2 separate regions of the Homo sapiens genome follow, and region 1 is linked to region 2. A link is a loop called in an ENCODE intact Hi-C map of the cell type or tissue named here. Cell type or tissue: chondrocyte. All regions are shown on one strand. Links, peaks and the distances in the headings refer to the core of each region. The heading gives the core; the rest is flanking DNA. Region 1 has its middle 33 kb from the start of DMRT3. Region 2 holds the start of LOC124902109 (a long non-coding RNA gene).

Evidence for each region. Peaks named below come from ENCODE experiments on the same cell type or tissue, not always from the same donor. Only the 100,000 strongest peaks of a DNase experiment are listed, where the experiment ranks them.
Region 1: it touches region 2 in a loop (2.6-fold over the local background); 6 of 110 quality-filtered maps call a loop at or near these places.

Annotation. Positions count from the first base shown.
Region 1 is chr9:1,005,077-1,014,756 of GRCh38, reverse strand. It overlaps the pseudogene H3P29. Among named protein-coding and RNA genes, the nearest start is that of DMRT3, 33 kb to the right of the region's middle. RefSeq lists a silencer at 5,360-5,559. In chondrocyte, for the core only: CTCF peaks have their summits at 5,268 and 5,470 (motif pointing right); a DNase peak (open chromatin) is centred at 5,452.
Region 2 is chr9:759,316-768,995 of GRCh38, reverse strand. It overlaps LOC124902109 (a long non-coding RNA gene), which reads left to right and starts at 7,615. Exons shown (of 4, transcript XR_007061394.1): 1 at 7,615-7,697. RefSeq lists a silencer at 7,273-7,567. In chondrocyte, for the core only: CTCF peaks have their summits at 4,547 and 4,796; no DNase peak of the experiment used is centred there.

The DNA.
Region 1 (9,680 bases), core at 840-8,839, 250 kb before region 2:
GGACTTGATTAAAATTCAGAATTTCTGTTATTAATACATCCAACAATAGACTTGAATTCACAATATTTAAAAACTTCTACAAATCAATAAGAAAAAGACAGATAAACCAATTTTAATGGGAAAATGTGAATCTACACTACATAAAAGAGAATATCCAAATGGCTAATAAGCATATGAAAAAGCGCTCAACATCACTAGTTTTCAGGGAAATGCACATAAAATTACACTGAGATAATCACGGAACACCCACCAAAATGGCTAAAACGTAAAAGACTGACAGTACCAACTGTTGGCAAGGATGTAGAACATCTGACACTTTCATGCACTGCTGGTAGAAGTATAAATTGCTACAAACTTTTGGATAACTGTTTGGCAGCATCTAGTTAAACTGAACATATGTATACTCTGCCTGAGCAATTCTATTTCTACGAATATACATAACAGATATATGTACATATGTTCACCAAAAGACATGTGTAAGAATGCTCATAGAAGCACTCTTTGTAGTAACCACACCCAGAAATAGCTCAAATGTCCATTATCAGTAGAATGGATACAATGTGGTATATTCACATAATAGAATACTGTACAAAAATGAAAAGAAGCAACCGCACGCAACAATACAGATGAATGGGCCGCAGACATAATGCTGAATGAAAGCAGCCAGTCATGAAAGAGGACAAACTTTATGATTCCATTGTTATAAAGTTCAAAAAAGGCAAAATGAATCTGTGGTGTCAGAAATCACCTTGAGAGTTGCCTTTGATGGAGGGGCTGGCAGTAGGAAGGAGAGGAGGCTTTGAGGTCCTGGCACTGTTTTCAGTCTTGGTCCAGGTGCTGATTGCATGCCTGTGTTCACCTTGTGAAAAAAACATTTGGCTAGCCAGTGACTTGCGCTCTTTTCTGTATGAATGCTGTACTCAACATCTATTTTTAAATAATTGATAATCTGAATTTTATTGGCTTTGTTTGTATTTACTTTGTATAAGAACTATGAGGCTATCAAGATTATAACTAGTTACGTTCATGCATATTTAAATTTTATTATAACAAAAATAACTTGAGAAGACATTAAGATGTTAGAATCATTTTTAAACTCCTTGTCTGAATTTTAGATATTGATGAGTGATACCAGATATAAAAATTAGGAAATTAAACTTTTTAAACTTCTTCCCACTTCCCTCTCCCAAACTTCTGTTTTGTCGCTGTTAGTTTTGTTATCTTGTCTTTTATAATATATTTATGTCCTATTCAGTGATCATAAACCTTGTGGTCATTTTCTTAATTCTAATTTACATTGTTCACTTTTCACCACCCACCTCTTTCTTTTACTTCAACTTTTTCATTCTTGAATTTGTCAGATGAGACCACTATTCAATATATAAGATAAAAAGACAAAACTGAAGTTACTGCTTTATAAGAGACAACTGTGCTGATCAGCAGAGCTGACTATGGATCTCATACAGGGTTTAGGGGAAGGTGGAAGTTAGAGACAGGATTTCCAGGGGTGTAAGTGGGCTGACGTCATTGATGACACTGTTGTTGATTGGTTGACACTTGGAGGCCTGTTTAATTGAACTTCCTCCTTTCAGAAGGGAGACCTGACACTGACTGGTTGGCTTTGAAAAGTGTGTTCACTCAGTTGCCGCGTTGTTGATCTATTGGCAGGTGAAAAACAGGGATATGTCCGAAGTCTCCTAATGTATAACAGTTCCATGTTCTTGCCGTTGTATCATCTCAGGTTTTTAGCTCTCTTCTCCTGTGGGTATTTTTCTCTTCTACACTAGCTTGTCCATCTATCTTTGTGTGTTCTGTCCCTCTGGTATCTTTTCTTCTCTAATATTCTATACATTTTCATGTTTTTTTTTTTTTAGACGGAGTCTTGCTCTGTTGCCCAGGCTGGAGTGCAGTGGCACAATCTCGACTCACTGCAACTGCCACCTCCCAGGTTCAAGCGATTCTCCTGACTCAGCCTCCCAAGTAGCAGGGATTACAGGCACCTGCCACCACGCCCAGCTAATTTTGGTATTTCTAGTAGAGACGGGGTTTCACCATGTTGACCAGGCTGGTCTCGAACTCCTGACCTCAGGTGATCCACCTGTCTCAGCCTCCCAAAGTGCTGGGATTACAGGCGTGAGCCACCACGCCGGCCAATGTCATTTCTTTTCATCTTTTTCATGCTTAAGGTGGGCAATGCCATCCAGATGTTCTATAATCAGTGGCACAAAATTAACACCTCATGAAACAAACTTTTATTTTCTTTGGTCTGTCTGGTTTTTTCTTTTTTTTTTTCTTTTTTTCGAAAAGGCAAATTTGTTGCCAACATTTAAAAGTTGGGAGGTGACACATAAAAATTCAGAATTTCAGCTTCTCTTGAAAAACAAAATCAAAGACGTGACAATACCGGACTTAAGTTGGCAGAGAGCAACAATCACCTGGAGTATTATTTTTTATAGCTTCATGTATTTTAATACAGGAACGGCACAGAAGACAGCCAACATTAAAAATATATACTTGCATGTAGGACAACTCAGTTAGAAAAGTCTGTGGATGGAATCTGCTGTATGATAAAAGTGCTACAAACACCAGTTAGTTGCAGTCAATAAGAAATTTGCTTGTTTTTAAAAAATGCAAATGCTGGCATCGTCCAGAAACATTTAACAGGTGTATTTGTAATTGCTATAAAGTTGAACTGCTGAAACTTGTTCAACAAAACTTTTGACTTGCATGAATGCTGTACATCTCATTTATATGAACAATTCACACTCAGATGAAAATGGAAAAACTGCCCATACCTGATTTCTGTCTCCTGTTTTTCCAGTCACAATCATATACTTAAGTACCTTTTGGCCCCACGAAAAAAAATGTCTATTGTTCACAACTACCAAAAACAGGAAGAAGAGAGTTTTTATTTTTTTGAGAACGAAACGTGTTTCTCCTCATGGTAGATTATTAAGCTGTTCTCCACGTGCTAGCTGGATGCCTTTTGGCATAATTGTTACATGTCTGGCATGGATGGCACACAGGTTGGTATCTTAAAAAAGGCCAACCAGGCCAGCTGCAGTGGCTCACGCCTGTAATCCCAGTACTTTGGGAGGCCGAGGCGGGTAGATTACTTGAGGTCAGGAGTTCAAGACTAGCCCGGCCAACATGGTGAAACCCTGTCTCTACTAAAAATACAAAAAAAAAAAATTAGCCTGGTGTGATGGCGCATGCCTGTAATCCCAGCTACTCAGGAGGCTGAGGTGGGAGAATCGCTTGAACCCAGGGGAAGCGGGGGCAGAGGTTGCAATGAGCTGGGATCGCGCCATTGCACTCCAGCCTGGGTGACAAAGTGAGACTCTATCTCAAAAAACAAAAAAAGGCCAACCAGGTAGGCCTCCCTTGCCTCCTGCAAAGCACCAACAGCTGCACTCTAGAAGCACAGATCTGTTTTGATGTCCCGTGCAATTTCTCTCACCAGGTGCTGCAAAGGAAGTTTTGAGTTGTAAGTTCAGTGGACTTCTGAGACCATCTAATTTCATGGAGTGGCACAGTGCTAGGCCAGTAACGATGAGGTTTCTTTAGCCCTCCAATATGAGGCCCACTCTTGTGAGCAGCATTTGTAACCAGCTGCTTCCTAGGTGCTTTACCCCCAGTTGATTTGTGGGCAGTCAGCATGGTAGGAGCCACAGTATAGAAACTTCCTTCCCTACCCACCTTCCTCAGCTGGAGCTCAGCAAGCTAGTGGTGGCTGCGAACACAATTTGGAGACCGTTTAACATCGGCAGTTTTCAAATGTTAGTGAGCATCAGGACTACCAGGAGGGCTTGTTAGAACACAATTTTTCAGGTTGGGTGTGGTGGCTCAAGCCTGTGACCCCAACACTTTGGGGGCGCAGAAGCAGGAGCATCACTTGAGGCCAGGAGCTCGAAACCAGCCTGGGCAACATAGCAACACCCCATCTCTATGAGAAATTGTTTTAAGAATTAGCCAGGTGTGGTAGCCTGCCCTGTAATCCCAGCTACTCGGGCAGCTGAGACAGGAGGGTCACTTGAGCCCAAGAGTTCAGGGCTTCAGTGAACTGTGATCATGCTACTGCACTCCAGCCCAGGAGACAGAGTGAGACCTCTGTCTTGGGGGAAAAAAATCACAATACTCTTAACCTTTCCCACAGGCTGCCTATTTACTCCGTAGGTTTTCTTTTCTTTACATCGGTGGATATTAGTGAGAATTCTCAGAATTTCATCACCAGCCTCCTTTTCTTGAATCACTCCAGGCAGGTAGGATGGGATTGGTAGGTACCTGTGTGGTCTACACTAGAAGCTTCGATTATTTTCTTGGCCACCATGTTTTAAAGTTTCTAACAAGAATTTGTGCCTCTTAACCTAATTTGTTTACTACTGGAGAGTTTTTGCTGAGTTTTGGCACTTTTTGTTCCTTTTGTGAGATCTTCAGGAAGGAGCTATAGGCCAACTTCCTGTACCCTCACTGTGGTAAAATCCAGCTCTGGGTAATTGAATGGTCCTGCTCTAAATGGTCAACCTCTTTCTCAATGTTTGTCCTACCACCACACCACTTCCCACCCCCAGAGATTAGAATCAGTCTGGAGCGAGGGCCAGGTATCCAGATCTTTAGAAGCCCTCTGGGTCGTTCTATTGTGATGCCAAAGTTGAGAGTCACTGCCACAGTTCGGTGCTTTTCAAATGTTAGTGAGTGCGCCAATCTCTAGGGTCTAGCTAAACTTCAGATTCTGAATCAGTATGTCTACAGCGTGGCTCCAGAGTCTGCCTTCTAGCCAGCTCTCAGTGATGGTACTGCTGCTACTCCTTAGACCACACTTGGTAGCGAGCTTTTAGAGCTAACTCAGCTAATGATCTTGCCTGGGTACGCTTAGTGCCCCGTGTCCTCAGACTCAGTGTGGCAGATGTCCTGTCTAAAGCACGGAAGGCGATGTACAGAGACTACTTTTTGGAAATTTTCTGGGACTTTTGTGGAGTGAGGTCGGGTCATCATAGAGTAAGAGCCAATCACACATTGGACCCTGAAGCTAGCCACTTCTAATTATAGCTACTGGACATTCACAAATTCTTAGGGTTCCAGGAAGGGCATGGAAAAGACAGAAACATCCCCTTAAATCCTACTTCAGAACAGGACATATGATTTTTGCCTAGGTACCTATCATTTGTCATCAGTTCTCCAAAGGATAAATGGGACCACGCAGAGAAATGGCATCACCAGCATGTCCCAGCATGTCACCCACATGCCACAGTGAGAGGCACAGGAGTGAGGCAGAGCCAGAAAGAGAGGAACAGTGAGCAATGTTCCCACCTTCTGAGGAGCTGATGGGAGCCCAGGCAGCCGACTGCACTTTAGTAAGCGTGAAAGACAAGAAGACGTCGCTGAAGCTTATTCTTGTGAACACTCAGGGTAACTCTGAGAGTGGCCACAAAACCTGGGCCCAGGGCCAGGCTGTGTTAGCGCAACAGCACCACTAGATGGCGCCATTGGCTCGAGGAGCACAGAGTGTCCGCCCGGTGCTGGTGAGGCTTGTTTCAGCCCCGCTTTAGGACACGATGCTTAGATCCGTAGAACGAAAATGATGGAAGTGAAAGATCAGGGCTGCTACAAGATGCTTTTCATCAGGCCAGAGCCTTTCTTTTTTCCATTTTAAAATATTTATTTTTTATTGATACGCAAATATTTGCACATATTTATGAGACACGCGTATCTTTGGTTACATGCATAGACTGTGTAATGATCAAGTCAGGTTATTTATCGTATCCATCACCTCGAATATCATTTATACGTATTGCAAACACTTCAAGTCCTCTCTTCTAGCTTTTTTTTTTGAAATATACAATACCTTGTTGTCAACTCTGGTCATCCTACTCTGCTGTCGAACATTAGAACTTATTTCTTCTAATTGTGTGTTTGTACCCATTAACCAACCTCTCTTTACCCCCATCTCCCACTACACACCCTTCCCAGCTTCTAGTGTCTGTCATTCTACTACTCTCTATCTCCATGAGGTCAGCGTTTCTAGCTCCCACATATGAGTGAGAACATTTGACATTTGTCTTTCTGTACTTGGTTTATTTCACTTAACATGATGACCTTCAGTTCCATCCATGTTGCTGCCACTGACATGATTTCACTCTTTTTTATGGCCAAATAGTATTACATTGTGCATATGTACCATATTTTCCTTATGTATTCATCCATTGATGGGTATTTAGGTTGATTCCATGTTTGCTATTGTGAACAATGCTGCAATAAACAAGAGGGTATATGTATCCTTTCAACATACTGATTTCCTAACCTTTGGATAAATACCCAGCAGTGGAATTGGTGAATCATATGTTAGTTCTATTTTTAGTTTCTTGAGAAATCTCCATACTGTTTTACATAATGGCTGTACCAATAATTTACATTTCCACCAAAGTATATAAGAGTTCCCTTTCCTCCGCATCAGGCCAGAAATCTTTGACATTCAGAACAACCTAGCAATGTCTAAGGGGCATCCAGCTGTCGGTGGCTGACCAGGTCACTCCTGTTCGCATGACAGAAGGATACCTGGAGGAGTCTTTGTGCCCACTGGATTAGTGAAAATAAAATCTTTTTCTACCAACTGGTGGAATCCTCTTTTGAAGTAAAAAATCTTTTCCATTTTTTGTTTTCACTTTTTCAAAGTTATTATATATTGAAGGCTTATATGAAAGGAAATGTGGTAAAGGCTTCAAGTCCACTTAATCTTCACAGTAGCCTTGTGGCCTTGTTATTATCCCCATTTTACAGGTGGGGAAATTGAGGGCTGAAGACATTAAAGCCTCTAACCCAAATGATGAAGCCAGGACTTGAACCCAGTTAGATCTGTCTCCAAAGCCTATGAACTTAACCACTGTGCTACACTACCACCCAGTCGGTATTTATTCAGAAACGCACATGTCTAGACAGTGGCCTTTCTCAGTCCAGTATTGTGTGACTTGCAGCAAAAATATCTTACAGAGATACGGTGTGGTAGGGGAAGAATGGGGATTTCAGGTGCCCATAATCGGGTATCTAACCCATTCTTTAGCAGCTAAAAGTTCCCAGAACATCTTTATTTCCCTTCTTCCTTCTTCCTAGTATCTCTTCTTAGCATGAAATGCTGTCAGCTGCTTCTACTAGCTGAAAAAACAACAGCTGCCTCCACAACCATCTAGAAAGGGCCCTGCACCTGGTGATTCAACGCCCTCTTTTTGCTACTTCCTTTCCAGGCCTGTCTCTCCCGCATCAACCTAATCTGTGAAATGGAAAGCAAGCTGGTTGCATTAATTCTTACTAAAGTGTACACAACTGAGAGTCATTGCAACATATTATCCAAATATCATCCAACTAAGTGGTGTTTGGCTTTGGGGCGAAAGGAATGTGCTGAGATTTCAGTGATGATATTTCAGCCTACATGCTTTATTACAACTCAATGCTTTTGCTGATTCGAGGAGACAGACCCTGAGGAAAAGACCAAAGGCAGGGACAAAGGGTAAGGCCTGCAAGTAGAAAGGATCGATTAGTAATTATGACATTTCACACACATCTGGGGCTAAATATTCTATGGTAATAAGGAAAGCTAAAAAAAAAAGGCTATTTCTTTCCTAGGCTAATTCCATGGCCTGAACATAATATGCTGTTCTTTGTTTCCTCAACTGGAGAAGGATAGACTACTTAAAAAACAAGAAACCTGAGGAAGCCATTGGCCACTTTAACAATGATATAAACTATTCCAAGGTGACAAAATAACTCTAGTTTTCTTTATATACAGAAAAAACTCCAACTAATATGTGGAAGCAATGGTAGAATTAGAAAATCCCCGCTGGGTGCAGTGGCTCACGCCTATAATCCCAGCACTTTGGGAGGCCAAGGCAGGTGGATCACCTGAGGTCAGGAGTTCAAGATCAGCCTGGCCAACATGGCGAAACGCCATCTCTACTAAAAATACACAAATGAGCCGGGCGTGGTGGCGCGTGCCTGTAATTCCACTCGGGAGTCTGAGGCAGGAGAATCACTTGAACCCAGGAGTCGGGAGGTTGCAGTGAGCCGAGATTGCGCCACTGCACTCCAGCCTGGGCAACAGAGGGAGACTTCCTCTCAAAAAAAAAATTAAAAAAAAAAAAAGGAAAATCCCCATTTTTCAACCCCTAATTGAAATTACTGATTCCAGCAACATAGTGAGCAAATGAAAGGTTGTAGAGAAAAGATGGAAAGTGGAGTTTGCAATGGAGGGGTTGTCTGGCTGACGTTACTGACCCCTACTGATCTTGCCTGGTGGACAAAAGACCCACTGTGTCCTTTCGGAAGTGACGCAGTAGGCAGTGGACCAGCATCTCCTGGGAAGTACATCTCCCTCAAACATTTGAACCCATATCAAAGAAGCCTCTAGATCTGCTTCCACTCTACAGGAAACATGGGGGATCCAGGAACAAATTAAGTGACTCCACGAGGAAGCAAACACACAGTTTCAGAATGGAGAGGATTCTGCTGAGCAATGGACTCCGTTTCCTCACAAAGGGGGCGTCCACTGTGCAAATGAAGAGACGTAAGAAACATAGAACCAAATACAGCGTGTGGACCCCCATCAGACAAACCCACGGTAAAGGGGGAGCGAGGCTGGAGATAACTCGGAGATTTTTATGAACTCGGTCTTATGATACCAATGAATTACTTTTAATTTTGTCAGATCTGATCATGGCATTGTAATTATATATGACTATGCCCATTTTTAGAGATGTTTACTGAAGTACATAAGGGTGAAATGACATTATTTGCTTTAAAGACTACTTACCTCATCCAAAAGGAAGAAACAGGAAATGGGATGGATGGGTCAAGTGTCGTGTAGTCTTCGTAACTGCTTAATGTTGGTGATGTGTAGATTAGGGTTCATTTCACTATTCTCTATATATGTGGGCCTTTTATTTTTTTAATAATAAAGTTTTGTTTTGTTTGTTTTTTGAGACAGGGTCTCACTGCGTCACCCAGGCCAGAGTGCAGTGGTGCAGTCACGGCTCACTGCAGCTTCAACCTCCCTGGGCTCAGGTGATCCTCCCACCTTAGCCTCCCAAGTAGCTGGGACTACAGGTTCTTGCCACCACACCTGGCTAATTTTTTGTGTGTATTGTTTTGTAGAGACGGGGTTTCTCCATGTAGTCCAGACTAGTCTGGAACTCCTAGGCACAAGCAATCCATCTGCCTCGACCTTCCTAAGTGCTCGGATTACAGGCGTGAGCCACTACACCTGGCCAAACATTTTTTAAAAATCAAAAAGACATGCTCACTTCAGTGACATCAAGTAGGACAAAAGACAATTCAATAAGTTGATGATATTTTCAGCTTTGATGGAACGCATCCACAGCCCCTGGCAGAGCTCATCATCAGGGTCAGGTCCCTGAAATCATCCATGTCAGGTCCCAAATATCCCGCTTGTAAAACTGCATTGCATTCCATTTACCCATCTCAGAAAGATAGATGGCGCCATCAGCCTGGTTAGGATTGGTTTCAGTGACCAAGCATTTCTAATGAGAACACACTGCAGAAACCAACCACTTCCTTGCATAAGACATTCAGCTACAAACCCTGGTGGTTAAGCTGCGATGGGTTCTGCCAGCTTTGAGCTTGGGTCACAGACCTGTTCAAGGGCAAGTGTTCTTCCAGCACTCCGAGAAAGA
Region 2 (9,680 bases), core at 792-8,791:
GTGTCTCCTGAATACAGCACACCGATGGGTCTTAGCTCCTGAATACAGCACACCGATGGGTCACTTTATCCAATTTGCCAGTCTGTGTCTTTTAACTGGGGCATTTAGGCCATCTACATTTAAGGTTAATATTGTTATATGTGAATTTGATCCTGTCATCATGATGCTAGCTGGTTATTCTGCACATTAATTGATGCAATTTCTTCATAGTGTCATTGGTCTTTACATTTTGATGTGTTTTTGCAGTGGATGGTACCAGTTTTTCTCTTCCATATTTAGTGCTTCCTTCAGGAGCTCTTGTAAGGCAGGCCTGGTAGTGACAAAATCTCTCAGCATTTGCTTGTATATAAAGGATTTTAATTCTCCTTTGCTTATGAAGCTTAGTTTGGCTGGATATGAAATTCTGGGTTGAAAATTCTTTAAGAATGTTGAATATTGGCCCCCACTCTCTTCTGACTTATAGGGTTTCTGTAGAGAGATCTGCTGTTAGACTGATGGGCTTCCCTTTGTGGGTAACCCGACCTTTCTCTCTGGCTGCCCTTAACATTTTTTCCTTCGTTTCAACCTTGAAGAATCTGAGAATTATGTGTCTTGGGGTTGCTCTTCTTGAGTATCTTAGTAGTGTTCTCTGTATTTCCTGAATTTGAATGTTGGCCTGTTTTACTAGGTTGTGGAAGTTCTCTTGGATAATATCCTGAAATGTGTTTTCCAACTTGATTCCTTTCTCCCTTTCACTTTCGGGTACACCAATCAGTTGTAGGTCTTTTCACATAGTCCCATATTTCTTGGAGGCTTTGTTCGTTCCTTTTCATTCTTTCTTCTCTAATCTTGTCTTCATAACTTATTTCGGTAAGTTGATCTTCAATCTCTGATCCTTTTTTCCACTTGATTGATTTGGCTATTGATACTTGTGTACACTTCACGAAGTTCTTGTGCTATGTTTCTCAGCTCCATCAGGTCATTTATGTTCTTTTCTAAACTGGTTATTCTGGTTAGCAGTCTCTGTAACATTTTATCAAGGTTCTTAGCTTTTTTGCTTTTGGTTAGAACATGCTCCTTTAGCTCAGAGGAGTTGATTACCCACCTTCTGTAGCCTACTTCTGTTAATTTGTCAAACTCACTCTCCATCCAGTTTTGTGCCCTTGTTGGAGAGGAGTTGCAATCATTTGGAGAAGAGGCATTCTGGTTTTTGGAAGTTTCAGCATTTTTGCGCTGCTTTTTCCTCATCTTTGTGGATTTATCTACCCTCAATCTTTGAGGCTGGTGACCTTTGGATGGGGTTTTTGTGTGGGGATCCTTTTTGTTGATGTTGATGTTACTGCTTTTTGTCAGTTTCTCTTCTAACAGGACTGTCTTCTGCAGGTCTGCTGCACCTTGCTGGAGGTCCACTCCAGGCCCTGTTTGCGTGGGTATCACCAGCGGAGGCTGCAGAACAGAAAGATTGCTGCCTGGCCCTTCCTCTGGAAGCTTCATCCCAGAGGGGCACTAGCCTGATGCCAACCAGAGCTCTCCTGTATGAGGTGTCTGTCGACCCCTGTTGGGTGGTCTCTCCCAGTCAGGAGGCACCGAGGTCAGGGACCCACTTGAGGCAGTCTGTTCCTTAGCAGAGCTCGAGCGCTGTGCTGGGAGATCTGCTGCTCTCTTCAGAGCCGGCAGGCAGGAACGTTTAAGTCTGCTGAAGCTGCGCCCACAGCTGCCCCTTCCCCCAGGTGCTCTGTCCCAGGTAGATGGGAGTTTTATCTGTAAGACCCTGACTGGGTTGCTCCCTTTCTTTCAGAGATGCCCTGCCCAGTGAGGAGGACTCTAGAGAGGCAGTCTGGCCACAGCCGCTTTGCAGTCCTGTGGTGAGTTCCGCCCAGTCCAAACTTCCTGGCATCCTTAGCACTGTCAGGGGAAAGCCACCTACCCAAGCCTCAGTAATGATGGACATCCCTCCCCCAACCAAACTCGAACGTCCCAGGTGGACTTCAGACTGCTGTGCTGGCCGCAAGAATTTTAAGCCAGTGGTTTTTAGCTTGCTGGGTTCCATGGGAGTGGGACCTGTTGAGTGAGACCACTTGGCTCCCTGGCTTCAGCCCCCTTTCCAGGGGAGTGAACAGTTCTGTCTCGCTGGGGTTCCGGGCACTGCCAGGGTACAAAAAAAAAACCTGCAGCTAGGTTGGTGTCTGCCCAAACAGCCACCTAGTTTTGAGCTTGAAACCCAGGGCCCTGGTGGTGTAGGCACATGAGAGGATCTCATTTGCAGATTGCAAAAACCATGGGAAAAGCATAGTACCTGGGCCAGAGAGCACAGTCCCTTACAACTTTCCTTGGCTTGGGGAGGGAGGCCCCTGGGTCCTTGCGCTTCCAGGGTAAGGCAACGCCTCACCCTGCTTCTGCTTGCCTTCTGTGGGCTGTACCCACTGTCTAACCAGTCCTAATGAGATGGCCAGGGTACCTCAGTTGGCAATGCAGAAATCATCCGCCTTCTGCATTTGTCTTGCTGGGATCTGCAGACCAGAGCTGTTCCTATTTGGCCATCTTGCCGGAGCCACCCCCAGTCCTCAGTTTTTCTAGGAACTCAAATTGGAAATCAAAAACTAGATCTATCTTTTTTTTTTTCTATTTACATTCCTCCTATAATAGTCTCAAACCTCCCTGAGGCATAAGAATCACCTTAGGCTTACTAGGGGAAAAGTCATTTACAAAATATAAAAGAGAAAAATACATCTAAAATATATTATCCTTATTACATTCTTTCAGACTTTCCATAATGTCCTTTACTTTATCGCCTGTCACCCAAACTCCCTGTGAAGCCCTGCTCAAATTGCCAACTGGGGTAATGACAGTAACGATTGTTTATTAGCTACTTAGTATCAGACAAATGTGCTTTTAAACTTTACCATAAACTTGTAGATGTTCATATCCGCATTGAACAGATGAGAAGCTGGATCTTAGGAAAGGAGACTTGTGCAAAGTAGCAGAGCTAATTTCGGGGAGAAAAATAGTTTAGAAAAAACTCATTTGTGTCTTGTTTGTTTTTTCTCACTTTGGCTCAGAAGTCATTCATTCATTCAAATGCTGCAACTTTAAAACACAGCTAGAAAAACTTCCATTAAATAATATGGATGCTTACACACTGCTCAGTAAACAGCAACAAATATTACTTATTAATATTTATGATGACCAGGAAGATAAATGTCTTAGTGTGCAGAGAACAGAGTCCATCATGGCCAAAATCTTAGTACAGTTTGATATTTCAACAGCTGGGCAGGAAAGAAAGTAAAGTGCTTTGGGAAGACAATAGATCCTGGGTGAGATGGAAACGGGATTGGGTTTCCCCTTTTCTTTTGGATGGGAATTCGGAACACCTGGGATCTTGTTCAGGTTTGGCTAATACTGTGGAGAGACCATTTAAGGACCTTGTAGTTTAGTTTCCTTACCCATAAAATGACAGGTCAGGATGTTGGCAGCGAATCTGTATGGGTCTGCAGCAACTTCAGTGCTTGCCACCTCAGAAGAAAGAATTTGAGGGGCATAAGGCAGAGGGAGAGACTGAGGCAAGGTTTAGAGCATGTCGACGAAAAGAGTCAAACTCTGTAAAGTATTTGAAGACATTTATTCTGAGCCAAATATGAGTGACACAGCCCCCAGGAGGTCCTGAAAACATGTGCCCAAAGTGGACAGGGTGCAGCTTGGTTTTATACATTTCAGGGAGGCAAGAGACATCAATCAAATACATTTGAGCACTACATTGGTTTAGTCCAGAAAGGTGGGGGCAAGTCAAAGGGTTGAGAGGGTGGGGCGCGGGTTTCCAGGCTATAGGTGAGTTTAAGTATTTTGACAATTGGTTGAGTTTGTCTGAAGACCTGGGATTCATAGAAAAGGAATGTTCAGGTTAAGATAAAGATTGTGGAGACCTAAGTTGTTTTGAAGTCTCATAGTGCTGCCCTTAGAGACAACAGATGACAAATGTTTCTTATTTAGATCTTAGTTAATCTCTTTAGGATTGGGAGGGTCTGGAAGAAAAGGATCTAGCTGTGTTAATAGATTCTTTACAGATGCAAATTTTCCCCTATACAGAACAGCTTTGCAGGGCCATTACAAAATATGACGAACATGTTTTGGGGTAAAATATTTTGATTTTCTCCCTTGTCTCATGTTATGCCAGAGTCAGTTTGGAAAGTAAGTCACAATATATAGGGCTAATTAAAACCCATCTGATGAGAATTTGTGATTTGTAGGGCGTGATGCCCCAGACCCCTTAGATAGGAGTTTGGGCAAGATAAAAAAACATAATTTAGTCCTCGTGGGGTTTCACCCTGTTGCCCAGGCTGGTCTTGAACTCCTGACCTCAAGTGATCTGCTTGCATCAGCCTCCCAAAGTGCTGAGATTATAGGCCTGAGCCACTGCACCCAGCCTGATCTATGCTTTGCAGGCACTTTATCTGTGATATTTCATTTAATGTTTATAACATCATACCCATTTGGCTTTCTAGAAGCTCAGTGGTTACAAGTCTAGAGACAGGCATTTTTACCATCCATATTCTATAGATGTAGAAACTAGGGCTTAAAAAGGTAAAGTCCCTTGCTCAAAGTCTCGGCTGGTAAACGGGAAGCTAGGAGTCTAAGTTAGGTCTGTCTGGTTCCAGAGCTGCTGCTTTCTGGAACCCTGCAACATGGTGGCGCTTGTTCTCCATTGCAGAGCATTGGGGTTGGTCGTAAGGTGATGGTGATGGCGGTGGCCGTATGGTGGAAGGAACTTCATCCTTCGCAGACCAAGGGATATCGAGGAGAGTGCAATATGCAGATTCAGACACTAGGTGACAGAGTGCCACAGGGCAGACAACTCGCTACGCCTGGGTCTGCGGGGTGTGGTTCTCTCCTGCGTCCTGTATTCTTTTAAATTAAGAAAAGGCTACGCGCTCCTGTAAACCCTGTGGTCTTTTACACTAGGGCCAGGATATGTGCAACTAGATATATGCCCAAACTGTACGTGTTTCTTCCTTTATTGCGAGACATGAAGGAATTAAAGAACGAAAGAGGAAAGGAAAAGAGCAGTGGACTCAATACTGTAAAAGGCAAAGATTCCCTTTAAATTGCTTTTTAGAAAGTTTTTTTCAAAAAGATTTTTAAAGTTTTTTAAAAAGGATTTTAATAAATTATAATGTTTTATTTGGAAACATTTAATATTAAATTTCATTTAATTTCCACTTAGTTTTTAAAATTACTTTTATTTTACTCTGTCGCCCAGGCTGGAGTGCAGTGGTGCCCTCTCCACTTACTGCAACCTCTGCCTCCTCAGCTCACGCGATTCTCCTGCCTCAGATTCCGGAACAGCTGGGATTACAGGCGCCCACCACCATGCCCAGCTCATTTTTTTTGTATTTTCAGTAGAGAGGGAGTTTCGCCATGTTGGCCAGGCTGGTCTCGAACTCCTGATCTCGAGTGATCCGCCTGCCTTGGCCTCCCAAAGTGCTATGATTACGGGCGTGAGCCACTGTGTCCGACCTCCACCTAGTTTTTGAAAGAAGTAGTTCTCTTTCCATTTTTATTTTTTATTTTTTATTTATTTATTTTTGAGACGGGGTATCGCTCTGTCGCCCAAGCTGGAGTGCGCTGGTGCAATCTCGGCTCCCTGCAAGCTCCGCTTCCTGGGTTCACGCCATTCTCCTTCCTCAGCCTCCCGAGTAGCTGGGACTACAAGCGTGAGCCACCACGCCCGGCTAATTTTTTGTATTTTTAGTAGAGATGGGGTTTCACCGTGTTAGCCGGGATGGTCTCGATCTCCTGACCTCGTGATCCACCCGCCTCGGCCTTCCAAAGTGCTGGGATTACAGGCGTGAGCCACTGCGGCCGGCCCCAAAATAGGCTCATCTTTTGATGTTGCCCACAAGTGAATAAAGTTAAGGCAAAAGGTAGGTGTAGTGTAGTTGGCCCTGGAAGCCCGTCTTTTGGCCTTCACCTTACTTTAGGACGAAGTAGGGTCTGTCCAGTGGCCTACAAGAGGAAGTAATTCTGCTTTTTCCAAAGTTGCCTGGAGCATATTTTCAAAAATGAAGACTCTCACTTTAACTATATGAAGTCTGGTGCACACTATTTTGCATGCTGTGATTACTGGTTATTTAAGCTTCATCAATGAAAAGAAACAGCAGAGCAAGAGTCAAGCTTTAGTCTAATAAGAAATGAGAAACAGAAGCTGTCAGCCACCGAATGGGAACGAAGGGGTAGTGAGGCAAGGACATGCCACCTTCCTACTCTACAACTCAGAACCTCACAAGGGAGGCTGTTTTGCCTCTCTAGTTCCATGTTAAGCTGGTTTTAATCTCCATCTTGATTGCCTTCCTTCCAAATGGATGGATGTATTCAGAGAGATTGTCCTGATCCATCCTGATTGTCTGCCAATGTATCTGCTGATGTGGGTAGGGCCACCTGGCATACACTTGCAGGGCCATGCTCTTGTGAATCAGACAGTCACATTGCATGGCAAAGGAGACCTGCATTTGATGTTCAAAAATGAGAGAGCCCAAGGAGCCTCAGCTCTTGGTTGCAACACTGGGGACAAACTATGAATAATAAAGTGAGTGACACAAGGGCTTAAGGTCAGGAACTCCTGTGGCATTTTGGTTTAGCTCAGTTGGAGGTGTGGGAGGAGTGTGATGGAGCTGAACCCAGATTACGGAGGAAGCTTCATCATGCCAGACCGAGCTGAAGCCATTGAGTGGCTTTCAACAGGGAATAACATGACTGTACTGAAAGCGGCAGGGCTGACATTGGGGAGACCAGTTCTGATGACCTTGCAGCAGTCCAGAAGAAATGATGGTGCCCTGAACTGTGTTAGCAGCAGTGGAAGAGGGTGGACCCAAGAGCTGTGGGGAGGAAGAACCTGTAGACTTGACGACCACCTAGCTAACATATTCATGGCAATGAGTCTTGGAAGTTCTACAGCGCACCTGGAGGGATGGTGGGATCAGCGAGGCCAACACTGAGAGAAACGCAGGCGTGGATGCCCTGGCACAACCTCGCAGCAGATCCTAATTCCTGGGAGGACCCCTTTCCTTCCCACATTTGACAAAGACAGTCTACGCAGATTCCCTAGAAAAACCTCCTCGCTGCCCACAGGTTGCTTTTTTTTTTTGTTCCCCATCAGAGCAGCCTGCTGGAACTCAGCAAGGCAGTGGACAATCCAATGGTCGTACCAGCGATTGTCCATACCTGTGGGATAACTAGGAAGACAGTTATTTTTGTGTGAGTGCCTGTGTGCTCTGGGGAGAGATGCCAGTGAGTGAAACTGGAATGAACAACCTGACCTCGAGGAAAAAAATGACCTTATCGTTAACAAAATAGTGAATGCTTCCACAGTGCCTGTTTGTACAGAGTGCTTCACAAGCATGAGCTCATGTGATTTCCTCATCACTTGCTTTTCCAGCTGTAACAGGTTTGGAGAAGGCAGCTGTGGATTCTCTTTAGCTTTTGTTTGAGAGGTTTCTCTCTTCCTGGTCAAGAAGCCACATGACCCGAATGTAACTAGGACGGTGTTGTTGAGCACTTGCTTGTGGACCCCTCTGGGGTCTGCAGATGACTGGCAGGATGCTGGAGCCTGCAGGTTTTGCTAGTTTCCTACTTGCATGGATCCTTTCTTGCCCCAGCTCTGGATAGGTTCCCAGGCTTCATTAGAATTCATGGACGGTTATCTGCAAAGACTTCTGGACAAGAAGGTATAATGGTTCTTTTATGTGTCAATTTGACTGTCAAGGGATGCCCAGAAAGCTGGCACACCTCTGCGTGGGTGTCTCTGAAAGGGATGAGCATTTGAATTGGTGACCGAGTAAAGAAGGCTTTCCTCACCACTGCGGGTGGGTACCATTCAGTCTACGGAGGGCTTGAATAGGACAACAACGTGTAGGAAGATAGAGTTCCCGTTCTGCTTGAGCTGGGACCTCCATCCTCTCCTGCCCTCAGACACTGGCTTCCCTGGTTCTTAGGCCTTTGGGTCTGGGCTGGAGCCACACCCCTGGCTTTCCTGGGCCTCCACCTCACAGATGGCAGACCACAGGACTTCCTGGCCTCAGTAATTGCATATGCCAGTCCCTTGTAGTCGATCACTTTCTATACATCTATATATATCCTATTGGTTCTGCTCCTCTGGAGAGCCCTAATACAATGGAGTATCACAGGAGTGTGTCCCCCAAACCCTATGCTGTGTAGCACCCTGATTCCTGTGGCACCTTTCTTCTGATGTAGGAGATGTTAATACTGGTGGTAAGGTTGAAAATAATTTTTTAAAATGGCTAGACACACAAAGTAGCAGTGTATTTAAACCTTGTCTGCTATTTTAGTAGCATGAGGCATTCCTGAATAAAAAGGAAATAGCAGAAGCAAGCAGGCTGGTCGCTTGGGAAGGGCACCTTGAGGGGCCCTTATCAGAGCTACAGCCCGAGGTACTGTGGCAGGTAAATAAGTTCTGTTCTTGTTGACCGATCAATGGAAGTGTTTAGACTTGCCGGCGAAAACCACAACCTAGAGAACACAGATGGCCCCACTGCAAGGACAAGGAGTCTCTTGGAGCTCAGACTTCCGAATAATACATTTTCTCCACAGCGCCTGGAAACTGTGTTCTTGTTGATTTTCTGGGAGACAGCAAAGCCTCCCTCCTCCTTCCCCTCATCCTCAGGGTGGGAGTGACAGCCTCATCACTTGCATTTTCAAGTAAATCTGGCTTGCAGAAAGCAGCTGTGGATTCTCTTTGGCTTTCTTTCTAGAAGTTTCTGTCTTCCTAGTCAGTGAGTCACATGACTTAAATGTAACAAGGGCATGGTTCTCAGGTGCCTGATGCTTCTGGGCTTTGTAGAGTACTGGCCAAACCCGCCATGGTGGCCATGGTAGGCTGGGGCGTGGGACTCAGGCACGCAGAACACTGCACAGTTGGGTCTTCAAGAGCAAGGGCATCTCCAGAATCAGACTTCTGTGTCCTTAAGCAGGGTCTAGAATGTGTCAGGGAACCAGTTCTGGGCCTGAAGAATTGTTTTTTGTCCTGTTGTTCCTAGATTGTCATAGTCAGAGGAAGAGACTGTCTCACAAGCCCCATGCAGAATTTTGGGACCGTCGATGTTTGTGTAAAGGCAGGTATAACTTGCAGTCTTGCCTTTGGAATACATTTGTCTTCCTAAGTTAATCTGTTACAGGACACCGTATTTGATTTCTTGTCTGGAATTTGAGTCTCTTACCACTAGAAATACGGTGTTGTTTTGGTGAAGAATGCTTTTCTCTCTGCAAGAGTGGCAGTGTGGCGAAGTGATTCAGTGCAGGGACTTGGTGCAGGTCTGCCTGGCTTTCTCACTAATAGCTGTGTGATCTCGGACAAGTTACTTAACCTCTCGATGTTTATGTTGCTTCATCTATAAAAAGGGGATAGTAATGGTGTTCAACTACTTTATAGGTTTCTGGAAAGGAGAAAATAAGGGAACGTGAGCAAACCACTCAGAACAGCGCCTGCTGTGTGGTTAAGTGCTAAGGGTTTGTTATTTTTCACGACTTGGAATTGGAACAGAATATGAAATAAAGGGTGTCAAGGCAAAGCAGGCTTGTCAGTAGCTTGGAGTAGTGGCAAAAGTCTTGGCTTAGAAGGCAGGAGGCCTGCTCTTTCTGATCAGCCTTCCCGCTAAGTAGTGAAGCCAGTCTGAGCTTCACTTTATTTTAAA